Linked DNA regions of Homo sapiens: regions 1, 2, 3 and 5 are each linked to region 4. The links are chromatin loops, found by intact Hi-C in ENCODE. Cell type or tissue: GM12878. All regions are shown on one strand. Region 1 has its middle 170 kb from the start of ZNF608. Region 2 has its middle 81 kb from the start of LINC02240. Region 3 has its middle 160 kb from the start of ZNF608. Region 4 has its middle 260 kb from the start of ZNF608. Region 5 has its middle 190 kb from the start of ZNF608.

The links. Hi-C counts contacts between places; a loop is a spot of excess contacts. Peaks named below come from ENCODE experiments on the same cell type or tissue, not always from the same donor. Only the 100,000 strongest peaks of a DNase experiment are listed, where the experiment ranks them.
Region 1: it touches region 4 in a loop (2.8-fold over the local background); 8 of 110 quality-filtered maps call a loop at or near these places.
Region 2: a loop joins it to region 4, with 4 times the contacts of the local background. A loop is called at or near these places in 4 of 110 quality-filtered maps.
Region 3: it touches region 4 in a loop (2.9-fold over the local background); 7 of 110 quality-filtered maps call a loop at or near these places.
Region 5: it touches region 4 in a loop (5-fold over the local background); 4 of 110 quality-filtered maps call a loop at or near these places.

Annotation. Positions count from the first base shown.
Region 1 is chr5:124,919,216-124,923,215 of GRCh38, reverse strand. No RefSeq gene overlaps it. Among named protein-coding and RNA genes, the nearest start is that of ZNF608, 170 kb to the right of the region's middle. RefSeq lists enhancers at 1-35, 1,711-1,800. In GM12878, a CTCF peak has its summit at 1,712; a DNase peak (open chromatin) is centred at 1,863; H3K4me3 peaks cover 1,659 bases; H3K27ac peaks cover 3,017 bases.
Region 2 is chr5:125,410,488-125,414,487 of GRCh38, reverse strand. No RefSeq gene overlaps it. Among named protein-coding and RNA genes, the nearest start is that of LINC02240, 81 kb to the left of the region's middle. RefSeq lists an enhancer at 2,323-2,822. In GM12878, CTCF peaks have their summits at 1,550 (motif pointing left) and 2,255; DNase peaks (open chromatin) are centred at 2,317 and 2,857; H3K4me3 peaks cover 1,457 bases; H3K27ac peaks cover 2,678 bases.
Region 3 is chr5:124,907,248-124,911,247 of GRCh38, reverse strand. No RefSeq gene overlaps it. Among named protein-coding and RNA genes, the nearest start is that of ZNF608, 160 kb to the right of the region's middle. RefSeq lists an enhancer at 223-272. In GM12878, no CTCF peak of the experiment used is centred here; a DNase peak (open chromatin) is centred at 2,107; H3K27ac peaks cover 521 bases.
Region 4 is chr5:125,004,444-125,008,443 of GRCh38, reverse strand. No RefSeq gene overlaps it. Among named protein-coding and RNA genes, the nearest start is that of ZNF608, 260 kb to the right of the region's middle. RefSeq lists a silencer at 1,823-1,872. In GM12878, no CTCF peak of the experiment used is centred here; DNase peaks (open chromatin) are centred at 2,033 and 2,253; H3K4me3 peaks cover 1,036 bases; H3K27ac peaks cover 2,069 bases.
Region 5 is chr5:124,933,826-124,937,825 of GRCh38, reverse strand. No RefSeq gene overlaps it. Among named protein-coding and RNA genes, the nearest start is that of ZNF608, 190 kb to the right of the region's middle. RefSeq lists an enhancer at 1,517-1,916. In GM12878, no CTCF peak of the experiment used is centred here; DNase peaks (open chromatin) are centred at 1,095, 1,745 and 2,585; H3K4me3 peaks cover 385 bases; H3K27ac peaks cover 2,481 bases.

The DNA of each region.
Region 1 (4,000 bases), 85 kb after region 4:
CCAACAAAAGCTGCCTCTAACTCCCCAGAAAACTAAAAGGGCCACTTATTCACTTCAGTTGTCCTCCAAAATATGTAGTTTATCTGAGCTGTTAGGAAACCTGTCAGAAAATGAGGTGCAGGGAATTGACAGTGTCCAAAAAATAGATTTGTCTTCTCTGCTGTTTCCTTTTGAAAACTAGATCCTTAATACAAGCATCATAAAAGTCAGCTGGTTGCTGTTAAACTTGCATTGTTAGCTGCTTCTTAATCACAGTAGTGGTGGAATTAGTGCATATTTTGATGCATTGGCTACCAGTAGCCCAAACAAATAAATAAATCTCCCTGAAGTGACAGAAACAGGAGGCAGTGGTTTGAATAAACTCTGAGTCCTAGGTCATTTCATCACCAAGTCAATAGCCCTTCTCGTTGAAGGGGGGAAAACAAACTGCTTTCTATTCTATTGAAAGCCTGGAAGAATTTGCACCACAGTAATCCTAAATCCAGAGGCAATCTATTAAGAACTCAGCATTACCAATCCTGAGACTCAACTGATAAGCACATTCTTTTCCCCCCTTCCACATTAATCCTCTTAAAGACTGTGCTAAGTAATGAAAAGGTGCGATGAAAGAGGCCCCCCTTTTTTATTACAACCATATAAACTGCTTGTGTAAATGTTTCATTAACAAACTGCTGGACTCATATTTAATTTCCTTGGCCTTCCTCCCCGTTCCTCCCGGTACGGTGCTCCTGGGTATGGCATGACTAAATGTGTGATTTACACGTTTCAGAGAAACATTCCCACACTTGAATGCTGTAGCATGACAAAGGAAAGGGAGGGGCTGAGAGAGAGGTGTTGAACCTATTGTAGACATTTTAATTTACAATTCTCTTTTTATGGGCTTTAAAAAGATGAATGACTTGCACTCACTTATCAGTTTATGTTTCATTTCTCAGTTCTTTCTAATAAGTACTGGTCTGCATGTAAGTGCCTTTGGCTCACTCATTTGAGGCTGACCCTTTTGAAGACATAGATATTCTAACATACTAAGAAGAAAAGGAAGATGAATTCCAATGTATATCCAGTGTGCAAAGAACTCTTCTGTGAACAACATAAAGGCCAAAATACATGGCTTACCTTTACTTTGAATATGTCAAATGATGCGGGATGTTTTGTGGAAATATACATCCTGTGTTTTTCCCCGAGGTCATCTAGTTACAATCTGATGTTTTGTTGCTTTAGCTAATCTGGTAAATCCTAACAATGCTTTCATTATCTATTTTAATGGTGGCATCTTAGTATAAAATTAACTTTCCTTTCAGACAAGCAAGATATGCCTGTGGCACCTACTGAATTCGTCAATATCCAGTCACAGGATGTATGAATGTAACTTGAAGATACAGAATCAGTCACTTACAAGAGTAGTTTAAGTTAAATCATGATACAGGAAAAACAGGTTATCACATCCAGACGAGTGCCACTGGGCCAAATTCTTAGAAAATGCATTTACCTTGTATTTGAAGAGATTCCAAACTTTGAAAAATTAATACATCAGTAAACCAAATAGAAATGTAGCCTCTTTATAATACAAGCGTCTTTCCCTGGGTGTCATTCATGTAATTTCAGTTTACTGTGAGCACTCCGGCTGCAGCTGGGGTCACTTGGTCTGGGGAAGAACCGTATCTGGGTCAGTGTATGTAGTTTTGTCTCTAGCGGCGACTATGGTCTCGTTTCAAAGTGAATACATTCATCTGGATCAACAATGCCCTGGGGAATAAACGCTTAAATGTATTCAACCTTAGGAAGAGCTGAAAACATCAATACCTTCATAAAGCCACTTTGATTTGTATTGACTATGGTTGTGCTGCTAATTCATATACATCATTGTTTACTTCACAGAGCTTTTAACATGACTTTTGATTTATAGAAAAAAGTGATTCAATTTCTACCAAGAAGTGGTGAGCTCAGACCTCCCCCAGATTCTTACTTTCTCTCTGATGTGACAAAATTGAAAGAGGAACTATCTTGTCACAGCATAAATAAATTGCTGTCAAACAGCTTATGTGCACTTTTCTTTTAACTTTCATGGTCACAGGTAATAGCAAAGTAGAACGTCCAGATTAAGGGGAATCAATTATCTAAGCATGTTATTAATGTGTTCACAGCAAAAACCATTGATTAACACTGGAGCAAAGACTGTGAGCTAGATGCACTTTCTACTTAGAAGATCTGTGTTAGGCAAAGAAGAAAATTCAACGTACACAGCCATATTCTGCCATTTGTTTAGTGACAAGCCCTAAAAGGTTTTGTTTACAGAAACCACTTGGGCAGACTGCAAAGCTCCACAAATAATGGAACCTGCCTTTAGTAAGAGTTTTAGTTTTGTTTATTTGTTTGATGCTATGTCAAATGGAGAGGAAAAATTCTTTTCTAGCAGCTTATTTATTTCTAAGCCATGAAAATAAATGGCTTTAAAACAAGCTAAATGGACTGAAGTGACTAGAACTGGATTTTGTGGTTTATTGATTAGTTCCCAAACTTATATGAGAATTGAAATATCTTGGATTTTCATGTGTTGAAGTCTTATCCAGAAGTGCAGTAGAGCAAAGATGTTCATTTTGTCAAGAAAAATGTTCGTTGCTCAAGAAGTTGCAGGAAAATAATATTTAAGCAGACACAGAATTGAGAATATAAGAAGACAAAATGAGAATATGATAGCTGGTGTCACTTCTTGGCTATGCATAGACCTGAAAGCACAACATATCTATGGCCCAAGAAAAATTCACAGTTCTGATGCAGACAAACTTAGAAAGCCTCGAGACAGCCCAGACTCGTCAGCATCTCACAGTTAATTAAAGAAGTGAGTGAAGGCATCAAGGCTTGCTCCCTTCTGCCTGAATAATTCACTGCCTGTATCCATTATTAAAACCCGTTACTTCACCACAATGATTCCCAGCTCGAGATGGATTGGTCTCAAAACCGGGAGATAAATTGTAACAAGGCCTACAGCTATATTAATAAATTGAAATGAACATTTATTTGCTCATCTAATTAGAACTGTAGTTTTTCCAAATAGTGTAGTAATGCATTACCTTGACAGGCAGCACTACCTACCTTGTGTGAGATAAAATGAACAGGAGGGCTTTGCCCCAGATTTGGGGTTTCTCTGCATAAAAAGTTCTTTGGTCGCTGCTGTTCCTTTTAAACCATTCATTCTGCCACTATGCTCTGCTGATTCTATCTCTCCAGGATTGATGGGAGCTTAGCTTTTGAGGTACTTCATCAGAGGGCTGCAAAGAAATGTGCATATAGAACATGCATTCTTCTTTTGTCCTGTCTCTTTTTAAAGTGTTGCAGAGGAAAAAAAAAAAAAAAGAATTTAAAGATTTTCTTCACCCCCTCCCCATCTCCATTTCCCTTCATCAGGATTACAAAGCCTTATAGCTCAGAGGTTCAAAGGACTTGTGCTTGGGGTCTGGGAGACATAGGTCTGATTCCTGACTCAGTCACTAACTTTATACAGCCTCAGTTGCTCCCTCTGCAAAATGAAAATAATAATTCCGTTTGTGCAGGGTCCATAGGAAGTTTAGAAAAGATATCTGTAAAGTAAGAAACTCAGAGTGGGTTTTTCATCAATGATAAGTGTCATTATTATTCAGCAATTCTTGCTCTTCTGTTTGCAAATTAGATCTTTAAAATCATTTTACCACATTAGCATGGAGGGTCTTTATAATAACACAACCAGCTCTCAATTTCTTAAGGACTCAAATGAATAATGTATTCTATGGACATAAAACTTTTTGATTATGAATTATTTCCACAGCAAAAGTGCTGTCTTCCCCACTGCTAGATTATAAAATCTCAGACAGTAGGTTTTCTGTCTTTTCCCTTCCTCCAGTAGACCTACAACATAGTAGATGCCAGTAACTGTTTTTCTACCAGAATGAGAAGTGTGGCTATTATGTAACCTCTCGTGAAATAAACACTTCTCTGTTGTGCCCTATGAGGCTCTAAAGCATAC
Region 2 (4,000 bases), 410 kb before region 4:
ATGCATATATGTGTGTGTTGTGACTTTATATTTAAGAATTGCTTTCAACAGGATAGAAAATATTTTCCATTTTTAAACAAATTTGGATACCATGAAGCCATAGCCTTCATTTTCCTGATTTTAACTGAAAACTAGCTCATCTACTTTTTAATGTGTAGCACATTGCCACCTCATTCCTAAAAGCTCTATCCTGTCTAAGATGCCAGTCGAAGGCTCTATCTGATGTGGCCAGCCAGTGAGGCTCTGCAGTAATTCCATGCTGGGCAGCCTGTAATGAGGACAATTCCTGTTTGGAGGCATTTCTTTTCATGGGTTGCAGCTACAACTAGAAGTACGATTTATGTCTGCTGCTGGCTGGTCAAAGAAATACTGTCAGTTTTTTATTAACAAGCTGTAAGCACTTGCAAGTGAAAGGGAGGGAGGGAGAAAAAGGAGTGTGCCCAAAGTTATTTCAATAGGCAAGCTCTAAAGTATTCTAAGGTTAATACTGACTAATTAATGACAGCACCAAATGGAGCCAAAAGCGTGAAGTCTGCAAATGCCTAGTAATGAGGGCAGCATAGATATACCCCACTCCCACTTTCCATGTATGTTTGTAGGTCTGGCTGCAAAATGTAATTGAGGTAAATAGGGTTTTCAACTTATTGCTTATTCTTTAATACTGAGAAAGCATTTGGCTATTCTCTTTTCTTACTTCAAAGAACCCCACTCAATTAACTCTAGTAAATCTTATACCTGGTAGCGTCACCACTAGAGTCCATGACATAGAAATCTTTGAAGGGCATTTATAGAAGGAGGGGGAGACAGAACCACACCATACATTCAGAACACATTCATCTCTTTGCAGTTAGAACTGATGAGCCCTAACTGTTGGGGTGGGCTGGAAGAAGGGGGCTTGCTGTTTTCAACTCCTTATGCTTATGAAAACCAAGGCTCTCCATTCTTAAAAAAAAAAACAAAAAAAAAAAAAACTCTCAAATCCAAATCATTTTTTAAAGCACCCTGACCCTTTAATAAAAAGAGCCAGTAAGATAGCATCTGAAAAAAAGAAAGACAGATTTTAGGAACAAAGGATTTTTTTCCTCGTGCTTTGTTTTCCCAGTCTTGAATTAATCACAGCTGTCTTTCCCCAGCAAAGGTTATTTTTATCTAGCATGCTTTAAATTAAAAAACAACAAAAACAAAGGGAGCAATCTGATGTTCTTCAAGCTCCCAGAGCCCTTGCACAGAAAAAGAAGCATTTGCTCTGTGCAGCTAAGAATCCAGCTTTTAATTCTATCTTTTCTTGTGTTTACATAAACTTTCGTTTGCATTTCAGAAGCCTTATGGAAAGATTCCTGTGGCTGACCCAGGAGTAGTGGTGAATTTCTCCATCAAGTGAGTATTGATGAGCTGCAAAGTTCAGTGAACAGGAAAATTCTGCTCCTTTTATTGCCAATGTGACAGGTTACTTTATTACCATGCCTTTCACAGCAATTTAACAGTTACCCTGGTAACGGATTCAGTGAGGTAATGGGATCACAGGCATTGGAGCGGAGGCAGGCTGGCCGCTCGGCGCAGCCATCTGCTGGCTGCTGTTCCGGAGGCTGTCTGCCTGGAGGAGCCCTGACAGTCACGGGGCCTGCATGGCAATGAGCAGGTGAAACCGCAGGCCTGCCCTATTTAGCTGTACTCTGGTGATTTGTCTTTCTAATTCTATTGAAATAATCATCAGGATTTGTTTCTGATTAATTAACTAACCTTTTGGTAAAAAGATTAGATAACGAAATTGCTGCCTATTCAGAGATAATGAGATTTTTATTACTCTGTCAAAGGAAAAAAAGTACATTTATGTGTCACCAGCCGCTGTGTCAAGAGGAAAAAAAAAAAGAGAGATTTCAGTCTTTGTCGAATGTGTATATTCCTCAACAGACGAAGGGTGTGCTTAATTCTGTAGGAACTCCCCAGCCTCGTTTGACGCCTTTAGGAAGAGTTTTTAAAACAGCAAACAAAGTAATAAACACATTTAGGCCAATAGGCTTTTGGGGAGGGTGCTAATTTGTTTTAAAATGTCTCCTAATGGGAGAGAAACGCTTGGGAGTCTGGGGAACTTGCCTGTACTGTGTGGGTGTATTTATGTAAGTGTGAGAGTGTGAAGAAAGCAGTAAAATCTCCGTGCGAGGCTTTAAAATGACATATGTAGACAGGCTGCTTTTCCTCCGCACTACAGATATGTCTTCGACTTGCAGTACATTTGTCTTCTGGCAGGAGCTGCACTCGGGCAATGGGAAGGGGAAATCATCCGAGCTTAGCAGGCTGGGAGGTCACCTGTGACTGTCACAGGTAGGCTGCCTTAGGAAATGAATTATTCTGACTGGCGGTGAGTAAAAAGGGAAGCAGCCCTTCTCCTGTTTCACTCCAAGACACGCAGCCAGTCAATTTAACCTTTTCTCTTAAGAAGTCACAGCTCAATCCTTTGTTAAGGGGGACTTTCATTTTCTCACTCCTCTGTGCCTTCTTCAATGCTGTGATGCCAAGAAAAAAAAAAAAATACCAACCCCGGGAAAAGCGCTTCCCTTGGATAAAGAGATGCCAAATGCGCCAAATAGGCTGTGTGAGCCAGGCAGCATTGGAGGGAACAAAGCGCAGTATATTTCCAAATAAAACTTCAAAGAGCTACAATATTGTTTTAATTACTAAAACCTGAGGAGGAAACACAGTGCATGTCTCTTCCTTCAATGCAATGAAACGGAGGAGTGGGAGAAAGGGCCAAGTGGCAGGCTGGGACCCAGCTGAGCATTTTGTGAAAGTGTATTTGTGTCACTGTCTTTTCAGAGTCAATGAGACACTTATGTTTCTTGTGATATCCTGTGGCCTTGGCTGCCTCCGTTTGTGTGTGTATGAAAATGAAAAGATTTCAAGTTCTAAAAATGGAAGTTTCTATTCTGAATTTCGTATGGTTCACAGACAAGTTGCAACAGACCAAAGGAAAAAAAAAAAAGAAAGAATGTGCAGGGGATCAAATGTGAACATTCCAGAGCCCACTTTCCTGTCCTGCCTGGCGTTCCCACTCTCCTTCCCCTCTTTATTCCAGTTCCTCCTGCACCTCCAATTGCCAGCTAACAGGCTCCATTCCTGATAACAGATGCTTGACAAAGAAAGAGAAATAAGACATTAAAAAAGAGTAGACTGCTGCTGGGGGTGGGGATTTGATAGCACATTGCCAATGGCTTTTTACAGGAACTTGCTCTCCCTGGCTCACTACCAAGACAGGGAAAGAACAGGGCGGGGGAGGGAGCCTTTGTCCTCAAACTCCCAGTGAAATATAGGGTTAATATTAGCAATTATTATTAAAATTAGCCAAATGTTATTAAATGATCTTTGTATAGAAGAATAAGTATAGTTTTCCCTTTGGCAGACAATGACATCTGCAGCTCTACATTTTCATGAAATGACTATACTTAACAAAAACATTACTTCATTTTCATGGTATTTCTTTTGTGCCTAGGAGCAACCCTGTAATTGTTCACTTCAATTACAACATTACTATTTTAAACCGAAACCCATTTTATCTGCATGCCAGCTTTTTATTTGTTTTACCAACTATATCTATTTCCATTACTGCAAGGCTGATGGTTTGTCTCAAGAGGAAATCAAATCCATTAATTCAGAAATTTCAAGCCCGACTAGCTCTGCCATAAGCAGCATTTCTTATGCTAATAGCAAATGTGCTGAGACTGAAAGGAACTGACATGGCCCTGTTTTTTATCATAACTTAAGCATTTATGTAAGAAGGCAAATCTAATAGTAGTAGGAAACTGTAAGTGTTATTATATATAATTCACTTTCCTGAGATCTGGACAGGGCTCTGGTTTGTGTAGCCATGGTTTAAATCAGGCTGCCACAAGACTTTAACTCACCTGACTTTCCCTATTCAGCCAACATATTGCTTCACAACAGATACATCTAGCATGAAACTAGATTTGTGTGTTTGTGTGGATTTGTTTGTTTTATTCTCTAC
Region 3 (4,000 bases), 97 kb after region 4:
AAACGACATACATTATTCAGATAGTATAACTTGTTTGTGATCACGTTTCAGAAACAATGTCACGTATGAAAGAGCCACAGATGCCTAACATTCCCTTGTCTGGAAGGCTTCTTTTTGGTCTGAAAGCAGAGGCTCTCATGTGCTCAAAGAAACATTGTAAAAGAAAAAACACAAACCATTTTTCCTTACTCTAACCTCACACTTGTTAACAAAGGATCATGAGATCTTTGGAGGAAAAGGGTAAGCTGTACCTTCTATAACAATAATCTGCAGATTGGGGAGGCACAGCCTTCAGTACAAGTGAGAGTGTGCTCTCCAAAGATCAAAGGGAAGGTCCGGCTTCAACAGGGAACGTTCTCACCCTGGTTCTCAATCAGGTCTATTTTATGCAAATGAAGGATTCAAACTTGTTCAGTTCTGACTGGTCAAAATATTCAAGCCCTGATGGTGTGGTTTCCAAGCCCCAAAGAAGTCTCTGTCAGATATTTCTAGCTATGGGAGGTTGGGGTGGAGAGGGTTCCAGCCACAGTTTATCTTGGCATGGAATACAGGACAACAGTAACTGGTTTGTTTTGATTGTAGAAAAGGAGGTCCTATGACACTTTCACAACATCTTTCTAAGAACACAGAGTATGTGACCCTCACCCAGCAATGGCCCCTTGATTCTGTTTTAATTTTGAGCACCTCAGTTAGCTATAGGGAGTCCATTTTGTCTGTCAGCTGCGGGTACACTTTAACACATTCAACACAGAACTCTTCTGTGACTGGATATGTGAGGATTTTTCCCCACACCAAGCAGTTCTCCACTGGACACCAACTGGAAGTTCTATTAATTCAAGTCAATTCTGACACTATCTAACTGGAGACAATGTCACATCCCACAGGTTAAAGGATCAGTCCCACAAGACTGCCCCCAACTTCAGATGCCAATCAGCAGTCCAGGCCACTCATAGTTCTGACCAACTGGCTATAGCCACAACCCCTTGCTTGGGTTCAATGAATTTGCTAGGATGGCTCACAGAACTCAGGGAAACACTTATATTTGCTGGTTTATTATAAAGGCTATTATAATGGATACAGATGAAATGACAGATGAAGAGATCCATAGGGCGAGGTACGGGGGAAGCGGCATGGAGCTTCCATGAACACCTCCACGTGTTTAGCAACCTGGAAGTTCATCAAATCGTGTTGTTCAAGAGTTTTTATAGAACTTGACCTCAAGCCCTCTCCTTCCCAGAGATACATAATACATGAGTGGGGCTGAGAGTTCCAAACCCCTAATTATCTAATCACCTGGTCTTTCTGGTATCTGGCCCCATCCTGAGGCCATCTAGGGGCCCTACCCTAAGTAATCATTAGCATAAACTCAGGAAGTATCAAAGGGGCTTATTATGAACAACGAAAGATACTCCTATCAGGAAATGCCAGGGGGATTAGGAGCTCTAGGCAGAAACCAGGGACACAGACCAAATGTATTTCATATTATACCATGTATGTCAAACTGCTTTCTGGAAGAAAAATAAAGAAGGGAATGGAAGGGGAAAGGGAAGAGAAGGAAAGGAAGGGGAGGGGAGTGGAAAGAGAACAGTAGACTAAGTGATATGAGTTAGGTTAGGTGAGGTTATCACAGTCTTTATTCTTACAACCCTAGGAGCTGCAGTGAAGAATTTCAATAAAACATGTAGTATTTCCAGCACATTGTTAGTGATGTTCTATGGTCACTATCATTTTTCTCTTTGTGGGAAATTCAATTTGTCCCTATTAAGCCAAGGTCACAGATTGAAGAATCTTAGTGGCCATCCAGGCTCTGCCTTTGAAGCAAAGGGTCAGTGCATTAGTACAAAAGGGAATTAATCCAGTACACTGGCTCACCACACAGTGTTTAATTCATTTAAAAGAAATGACCTATTCTAGGTTTCCATCTGAACAATCAGAAGCCTCCCTTCTCCCAAACAAGAACGTCATTAATGAATATTCAACGGAAAGTATTACTTCATTGTCAGCTCTAATTGCTAGTTTTACCTTATTAGTAGAAGCTTTTCTGTGGCTGAGCCTGACATACATTTGTTTGCACACTGTTATTAGTCAAGACTCAGTGAAGTCTTGTAATTAACACCTCCACATTATCTCATGCAGTGAAAGCAAAGACAAAACCAGATGACTCACTTTGTTTCAGCTTTGCTCTTGTTTTCTGATACAGAAGCACTTAAGGAGAAGTGTAAGCTCATCAGAATGCCATATGGAGCCAACAGAAACCATAAAAGGGTTTTCAGGAAGCAGTGCATGGAAGTTCATTAAGTGAACAACACTATAATCAACATCCTGATTTGAAACTCTTACCGGCTACTAGTAAATTGTGCAGGTACATTACCTGCATCACACTCAGCGCCATCCAGGTCGCTGATGAAGGATCCATGTCCCCAAGAAGCAGGGGAGATAACATATTCTCCGTAAACATAATGAAGTTAATGATTCACATGACAGTTAAATAGCTTTCAGAAATCTTATCAGTTTAGAGATAAAGCAGACCAAGGCAATAAGTGTGTTTTAATCATTCCTACTATTGAAAACACTGTGACTAAAAGCTGGCTTCCAGCAGCCTATAAATGATATTTCCGTAGAAAATGGGGGAGGAGGAGTGGAGGAAATGTCAACAGTTCATATTTTAGTTTTATATTTGGGAAGAGCTCTTTCTCCAAATGTCTCTGTTAAAAATAATTTCTAGCAAAAGAGATTTGAGAAAGCAAGATATCACATTTTTTCCTTTTATAAACTTAGCCTAATTGTCTTATTTTTATTTTTAAATGCAAAAATAAAACACCAAACCTTAAAAGAAATACCATTATCTGAAATTTTAACAATTAAATATACAAAATCTGTCACAGTTTAAAAGAAATAATTGCTTACTTCCTGCTTGCAAGTGTTTCTTTCCTAAAATAATATACACAAGGAGAGAATCAGCTACAATAGGAAAGAGGAATAATATATATGTAATGGTATAATGACCTTCCAATTAGCAAGAACAGTATTCCCAAAGCAATGAAGAATCTGGGCATTAAATTAAAATCATTATTATACAGAATTTGCACGGCTTGAATGGTCAGATTGCAAATCTTATTTACAAGTGGAAACAGGCCAAAAATGTTATGGACCTCTATATACACGAAATTTCCAGTATTACAAAAGTAATCCATCAGAAAGTAACAATCAGGCCGGGAGCGGTGGCTCGCGCCTGTAATCCCAGCACTTTAGGAGGCCGAGATGGGCGGATCGTGAGGTCAGGATATCGAGACCATCCTGGCTAACACAGTGAAACCCCATCTCTACTAAAAATACAAAAAAAAATTAGCCAGGCGTGGTGGCGGGCGCCTGTAGTCCCAGCTACTCAGGAGGCTGAAGCAGGAGAATGGCGTGAACCCGGGAGGCAGAGCTTGCAGTGAGCCGAGATCACGCTACTGCACTCCAACCTGGGCGACAGAGCGAGACTCCGTCTCAAAAAAAAAAGAGTAAGTAACAATCAAAAAGAATGCCTACAAGTTGCCCGACTCTTCTGGAAACATCCTGGTGGGCTTGTAACTAACTGATCATGTCATAAGGAAATCACCCTTTCTTACAGGCATTTTACTTTGTCACCTTTATCATCCAAGTCACAACTCTGTGCAATATTGGTCTATCGTTCTGTGCCAGCACACAAGCTGGTTTATTTTTTTATTTATTTATTTTCATTTATTTTCACGACAGGGTCTCCCTCTGTTGCCCAGGCTGGAGTGCAGCGGCGTGTTCACACCTCACTGTAGCCTCCCACGCTCAAGAGATTCTCCCACCTCAGCCTTCCTAGTACCTGGGACTACAGGTGCCCGCCGCCAAGCCTGGCTAATTTTTGTATTTTTTAATACAGACGGGTTTCACCGTGTTGCTCAGGCTGGTCTCGAACTCCTGAGCTCAGGGATCTGCCCGCCTAGGCCTCCCCAAGTGCTGGGATTACAGACATGAGCCACTG
Region 4 (4,000 bases):
CACCATTCTGGAAAGTCAAAAGTGAAATTGAAGGAGAGAAGTATAACTAGTTTCTCCTGCCAGCTTTCATACTCTATGATGGTTGTCATACTCTATGACGACTCTCTATGAACCCCGGTCCCCAGGACTCTAAGCCAGCCTTCTTGAGTGACCATCTACCCATCACTGAACTGCATTAGTCATTATCTTATAATCCATCCTTTCAGCAACCAATCATCAATATCCTAATTCTTAGGCACAGAAAAGAATCTAACAGTCTAGTGAGAAAGCTGCCTGTATACAAAGGTACCTGTCACAATGGGAGTATGCCCAAGGTTCCATGTGGGAAAAATTAAAACACCAAAATGGAGGAAGGAGTTAAAGGAGAAGGAATAGATGGGATATAGTACCTACAACCAGGGGCAATGAGAATTACAAGTGTGTTTTCCATCTTCCAAGTCCAAGGCCATATCCGAGGTCCACCTCTGAATTTTGTGAGCAAGATTCATAAAATTTTTTGGAAATTAAGCAGTACTTAGCATTTTAATTTTTGCCATATTAGTATCTGACACTGACCAAATGACAGACCAAGAATATTTCTTATTCTGTTATTGAGGACTAAATAGGGTTCTTACTTAGAAATCAGGTTGTTGAGGGGTGGGGAGGTGGTGGCTGGTAACAGGGAGATGGGAGCATAAGACTCTATTATTTGTGAAAATCCAAATTTCTTAAGTAATCTTTGTTGGATATAAACTGACAATGTGACCTTTCCCCTATGCATACTGTAAATGTATAACATGGTAGACAACTAAAGCTTCATTCTTTTGTCTTCTTTCATTATTCTTTCATGAATTGGAAATACATCTTCCAATTTTGTATCATGTTTCATATATAAAACATGACAAACCTTGTAATATATAACCTATATAATATATAACCTTGGAATATATAACCTATATTTTATATAATATTATAATATAAAATAGATATCACATAATTTTCCTACCAACTTAATTAGGCCTCCCAAAAGGATTACCTTAAATACACCAAAATGTGATTTGTTGATCATACTTGGGAGAACAGTTTTAAAACTCCCCGTATTGCCTTGGGCTTTCTTTGGATTTCTTGGGTCTGATTTTCACAATAAGTTACAATAGATATGCTGATGGGGGCCCGTGGAATAGGGAGCATCACTGGACAGATCCAGGCTAAGGAAAGCTTGCATTGCAAGTGGGTGATGCTGAACAACTCTCAGGGGGAAAAACAAGAAGAAAGCTAGAGAGGTTCACCAACTATAATTAGCTCCATTAAATCCCTTTAACTGAATTTCTAACATGCTGTTTAAAGAATGGAAACATTTATGGGAAAAGGTAGCACACCCCTTTTTGGTCACTGTTATTGGATGTAAAAAGCAAACTACATTTACAGGTCCCATGGCTATCAAATCTATTTTCTCAAAACAAAGTTTTCTTAGCATTGTTTGTTATCCAGGAAATTTCACAGCTTTAAGGGACCCAGACTTCAAAGTCAAGGAAGTGAATTTGGGGCATGGAAGACTGGGGGCACCGAGTGAAATTACCCATCAGCATTAAAAAATTACTAGATTTTTTTTTCTGGTCATTTGTTGACCGCAGAGTCAGAATAGCTACATATAATTTTGAAAGCATGCATGTATCTTTTTAAAGACGCATAGATATATTCATTCGCTTTATCATTTCATAAAAAATCTGGCCGATCAGACGAATACTGTTTATCAGTTGTTGATGGAAAGAACCTTCCTTTGCTAAACATTGTGTAGGAACAGCAGCATGACCCTTGGGTCATGGGATAACACTTGTGCACTCATGCTCACAGGGGCCTTTTTTTGTAAGTGGCACCTGCTGTGAGGCTCTCCTTATAAATACTGACTGCCTGCAGCAAATCACATATGTTTTAGGCACTAGAAAAACCGACAGGAAGTAATCACTAAACGAAAGACAGAAACAGTAAGGGGTATGTGGGGGGAGGGGGAGAAAAAAAGCCTCCAGTAACTGTTTGGGGGATGTTTGGAGGAATTAATTTAAAGTGTAGAGTATAAGTAGCCTTGCTGTGCTGCTCAATTTGGCCCAGACCTCAGCTCAGCTTAGCTGAGAAGGCACAGGGCATCTAAGGAGGATGGGACGTCGTTACCTAATATGAGTGGGGGCATCAGGCTGGAAAATCCCTTTCATTAGTTTTGGTAGTTTGAAGTCCTTAACAATTTTAGTTGTTCTTGTTATTTTGTGGCATTTGGGTTTTTCCATTGAACACCTTCCCCATGATTTTAAGTGTGAAAATAAATGCTTTTATTGTGGTGCAAACCTTCCTTATTAGCCAAAGACCACTTCCCTTTATGCTTCCAGGGGACTGCCCCCACCACCTGGTGTACTGAACGTTGGATGTTAAAAAAAAATCATGCTTGAGTTTATCTTGTTTTTACACCAGTTTATTTTGAGTGTATTTCAAAGCCATATAATAACATTATTTTATAGACTTCCAATTAAGTGCTAACAAAGAAAATATTTGTCTACTCTCCATTCCCCCAACAATTTCTGGACCTCATTTCAAAGAGATGCATGTTACCTGAATGTTAATTGCTTTTTTTTTTTCCCAGAGAAACCAAAGCATGTTGTTTGTTTTCAGAGGAGTATTTATATTTAATATGTTTACATTGAAGTCACATTTGCTCTCTTCCTTAAATGACTTCTCTAATAACTATTTTTAGCTTACAATCACATTAACAATCTGCCCCTAAAGAATTCCTCAGTCTTATTTTTTATAATTTTTATTTTAATATTTGACAGTTTCTTTGTAAAAAGGAAAGAGCATTTGAAATAATATTGGGTATTTTGCCAAGTCTGTCAAAGGAGTAACACTTCCACTTTCTCAGCTCCGTCTCATTAAAATTGTATTCTAATTCTGTCTTAACTTGGTCTCGGTGCTTCATAAGTCATTGCCTGCTCATTACTTGTAGTGTGGGAGATGAAATTTATTCAAACCTAATAGCTGAGATAAAGAATGGAAAGGCAGGCAGCTGGCAGAAATGAAATTAGCCTATTTTAGTACTTTTCCGGCTGGATTTTTGCACAGCCACCAGTTATGCCATGTGTCAGTTTGCATTTGTGACACTATCTATGTTTAGTTTATAGATTTCCGTTAGTATGATACTCTTAAAATGAAAATACAGGAGATTCTCCCCTTCCCCCCCCCACCCCGCCTTTTTTTTTTTTTTTTTTTTTTTTGTCTTTGGCATTGAAATGTCACTGAGTATCTGAGTTGATAAACGGGAAAACATGATTTTCTATAGTTTTCTATAATTATAGAATCATTAAAATTGCCCAAGAAAGATTAATTGTTTCATTGTGTTACAATTCATATTGGTATGTCTTACAGAAAAGAACATTAATGACAGAGAGTAAATGTTATACCCTCAGCATGGTTTGAGGGGAAATGGATTTAGAATGTAATGTGACTTACAAGCAATTTCAGGTAGAATACAGGAGGGAGCTACGCTTCTAACCTAAACACTCCATCTCCAGCTTTAAATGTCAAAAGAATACACTGTGGAATTCCTAATTCTGAATATAGAGGAGTATTTGAAGAACATTGTCTAAAAGCATTGTACTTTTCCATTATAAATTGAGTTGTTAAGGAATTATATGGTCTAATTACTAAACTTGGTATTTTTGACTACTTTGATTATGAACATACATTGTCATTAGCTAGATAATTAAATTGACTGCAATAACAAGTCATAATTTAGAAATATGTTTGAAATTACTTTCTATATGAAAGCAAAGTCTTTGTTGATCTATGTATGTGATTAATGTCAAGTGTCACGAGTTAGCTGAGAGATTTCAGTGTAAAAATATGTGCATTTATATAAAAGAAAGAAGTTCATTTATACTCTAATTCTTAAAGTAAACAATGGAGCTTGATATGTGCCTAAATGTAAGTACTGATGGATTTTTTTCTGCTTACTCAAAGAAAATATAGGAAGAAA
Region 5 (4,000 bases), 71 kb after region 4:
AAAAATTAGCCAAGCTGGTGGCACACATCTGTAGGCTAGCTACTCGGGAGGATGAGGTGGGAGAATTACCTGAGCCCTGGGAGGTTGAGGCTGCAGTAAGCTGTGATCGCATCACTGCACTCCACCCTGAGTGACACACTGAGACCCTGTCTCAATAAATTAATTAATTCAAAATAAATCCAACCACATGAATTTTTTGGGTGCCAGTGCGTATTAAGGTTGTTTACACTATACTGCAGTCTATTAAGTGTGCCATAGCATTATGTCTAAAAAACAATGTACATATTTTAATTTTAAAATGGTTTATTGCTAAAAATGCTAACAAAGTGAGCATATGGTGTTAGAAAAATGGCGCTCATAGACTTGTTCAACACAGGGTTGCCACAAACCTTTAATTTGTCAAAAAAACACAGTATCTGTGGAGCAAAATAAAGCAAAGCCCAATCAAATGAGGTATGCCTGTCTATAAAATATTTTGTCTCAAAAAAAGTTGACTCAATTTTGAGTGGCTAAAATTTTAATACATAGTCCTATGAAGTTGAAAAATAATATCTCTAGGCAGCCATCCTGGTTTTAATCTAATAAATTATGAAATACAAATTAACAAAGACTTGAAGGACTAGGTTAAATAGGCGATCCTAAACGTTAATCATATCACCTACTAGACGCAATTAGCTTTTGGAATAAAAGAGTAAGCATAAATATAATCAACTAATTTGTCAGATTCACCAAATACTATATTGATGTTATAAAAACTAATTCTTGGGCCATCCTGAGATTGACAACAAAATATTGACAGAATTAGACATTCATAAACACAGCCATGCCACTGCCATCCGTGCATTTCTCTTTGTGGCCTTTCCTTGCACTAAGCTAATATTTTTTTCTATTAATTTCCTTATTAATTCAAAATTAGCTAATGGTTTTGATAGATATAATCAAGGGAAAAGAAAGATGATAAACGCAAAAACGTTTTTGTGGTTTTTGCTGTTGTTTTATTGTTCTTCTCAGTGATGGATTACATTTTAAAAGGACCAGAATGTTGGTGCATTGCTAAGTCCTACAACGTGACCTTCTAAGGCCACTGAAGCTGAAAAGTGCCACATTAGGACTCAGAGTGAAAGTCACACTAATAGACTTTAGGCAAATTATTGTTTATTTTTATTTTTATTTTTTGAGATGGAGTTTCTCTCTGTCGCCCAGGCTGGAGTGCAGCGGCGCGATCTCGGCTAACTGCAAGCTCTGCCTCCCAGGTTCAAGCGATTCTCCTACCTCAGCCTCCCGAGTAGCTGGGACTACAGGCACCCGCCACCACGCTGGGCTAATTTTTTGTATTTTTAGTAGAGACAGGGTTTCACCTTGTTAGCCAGGATAGTCTCGATCTCCTGACTTCGTGATCTGCCCACCTCGGCCTCCCAAAGTGCTGAGATTACAGGCGTGAACTACTGTGCCTGGCCTAGGCAAAGTTTTTTATGTTGCCAAATTAACTGAAAGAAAAGATCTGCTGGGGTACCAGGCATGGTTTCTCCATTTTGGGGGCACAGCCAATGGATGAAACATACACTGTTGTATAATGGAGGATTTGGCTGGCTTGTGCCCCTGGTTCCTGTGACAGAGCCTCTAAACTCTTGGAATTTCCCAAGTGATAGAAGCGTCTTTATTATTCATGGTAGACCTCTCTGACCACACTGGAGTTTATGCTAATGATGTGACTCATAGTTCTAGGTATTTTCAGCATGGGGGCTTTCCATGCTGGAGAGAAAAATTATGTGGTTAGAGGGTTGGGGCTTCAAGCCATATGTTATCAACGTGACTTCCCAGCCTCTGGGGAGGGAAGGGGGGGTCTAGGGATTGAGTTCAATCATGTGGCCAGTGATTCAGCCAATCAAGCCTATAGAATGAAACCCCAGTAAGAGCTCTGGACACCCAAAGCTTAAGTGAGCTTCCAGGTGAGTGACACATATTGATGTGCCAGGAGGGTGATACATCCTGAAGACATGGAAGCTCTGTGTTGGGGACCCTCTAAGATCTCAACATATGTTCTTCTCATTTGGCTAGTCTTGACTTTATATATATATATATATATATATTTTTTTTTTTTTGATATGGAGTCTCACTCTGTCACCCAGGCTGGTGTGCAATGGCGCATCTCAGCTCCCTGCAACCTCTGCTTCCTGGGTTCAAGAGATTCTTGTTTCAGCCTCCCTAGTAGCTGGGATTACAGGTGTGTGCCATCACACCTGGCTAATTTTTGTATTTTTAGTAGCAATGAGGTTTCACCATGTTGCCCAGGCTGGTCTCAAACTCCTGGCCTCAAGTGATCCACCCGCCTCAGCCTCCCAAAGTGATGGGATTACAGGTATGAGCAACTGTGCCTGGCAACTCATGTCCTTTATAATAAAATTGTAATCCTAAGTGTAACACTTTCTGGAATTCTGTGAGTTATTCTAGGAAAGTATAGAGCCTGAGGAAGTAGTGGAAATGCCTAAATTTGTCACCAGTTGGTTAGAAGTGCAGGTGGCTGGAAAGCCCAGAGCCTGTGGCTGGTGTCTGAAGTGAGAGAAGTCTCGTGGTGGACTACACCCTCAACTTCCGCAATTTGACCTAATTCCAGGTAGTTAGTGTCAGAATGGCATTGCAGATACATACACAGAGAAAGTCGAGCACGATGCAATAAATGTGATGAGATAGGCAGGCACTGAGAAAATGCAGTGAGCACACAGAGAGAAGCCCATAACCCAGCACCTTCCCTGAAGTCAACAAAACCTTTCAGCAATGTTACTTGAGATGACTCCGAGAATGTTTGCTTTGTAAAATTCAAAAGTTAAAAGAAGAACATAAATCACCCAACCAAGGATCATCAAATCAATATTTATGTTTCTGTCATATTTTCTTCTACACATATTTCTATGGATTTTTACATATTTGAGGTACTACTCGATGTATGATTATTTTCACTTTCATTGAACATTTCCTAAGCGTAACCTCTTGGCATGAAAGGCTTATCACACATTTTCATTTAATGGCTATACGCTACGCTATCACATACATTCAATGTAATTTATATAACTGTTTTCCTAATTTGGGGCATTAAGGCTGCTTGTGGGTTTTAATATAACAAATAGTGCTAGGATAAATATCTTTACACATATATCTTTGTCCACATTTCTGATTATTTCCTTAGGATAGACTCTCAAAGTAGAGTTACTGAGTAAAAGATTTGTTTGTGCTGAGCACAGTGGCTCAACGACTGTAATCCCAGCATGCTGGGAGGCCAAGGTGGGCGGATCAATTGAGGCCAGAAGTTTGAGACCAGCATGGCCAAGATGGTGAAACCCTGTCTCTACTAAAAATACAAAAATTAGCCGGGCATGGTGGCACGTGCCTGTAATCCCCGCTACTTGGGAGGCTGACGCAGGAGAATCACTTGAACCCAGGAGGTGGAGGGTGCAGTGAGCCAAGATAGCGCCACTGCACTCCAGCCTGGGCAACAAAGCAAGACTCCATCTCAAAAAGAAAAAAAAAGAAAGAAAATAAATTTGTGCACCTCCTGAAGCCTGGTGCCAAATTTATTTATAGAAATATAAATTTACCTTCCTGCTAAGCATGTGTGAGACGCCTCTAACTTAACACTCACCAGTCAAAATTAAATTGTTAACTTTAAAAATTTAGAAGTTTGGGCCAGGCGCAGTGACTCACATCTGTAATCCCAGCACTTTGGGAGGCCGAGGCAGGCGGTCACAAGGTAAGGAGATCGAGACCATCCTGGCTAACACGGTGAAACCCCATCTCTACTAAAAATACAAAAAATTAGCCGGGTGTGGTGGCAGGCACCTGTAGTCCCAGCTACTCGGGAGGCTGAGGCAGGAGAATGGCCTGAACCCAGGAGGTGGAGCTTGCAGTGAGCTGAGATCGTGCCACTGCACTCCAGCCTGGGCGACAGAGCGAGACGCCATCTAATAAAAAAAAAAAAAAAATTTAGAAGTTTGATAGGTCCTTC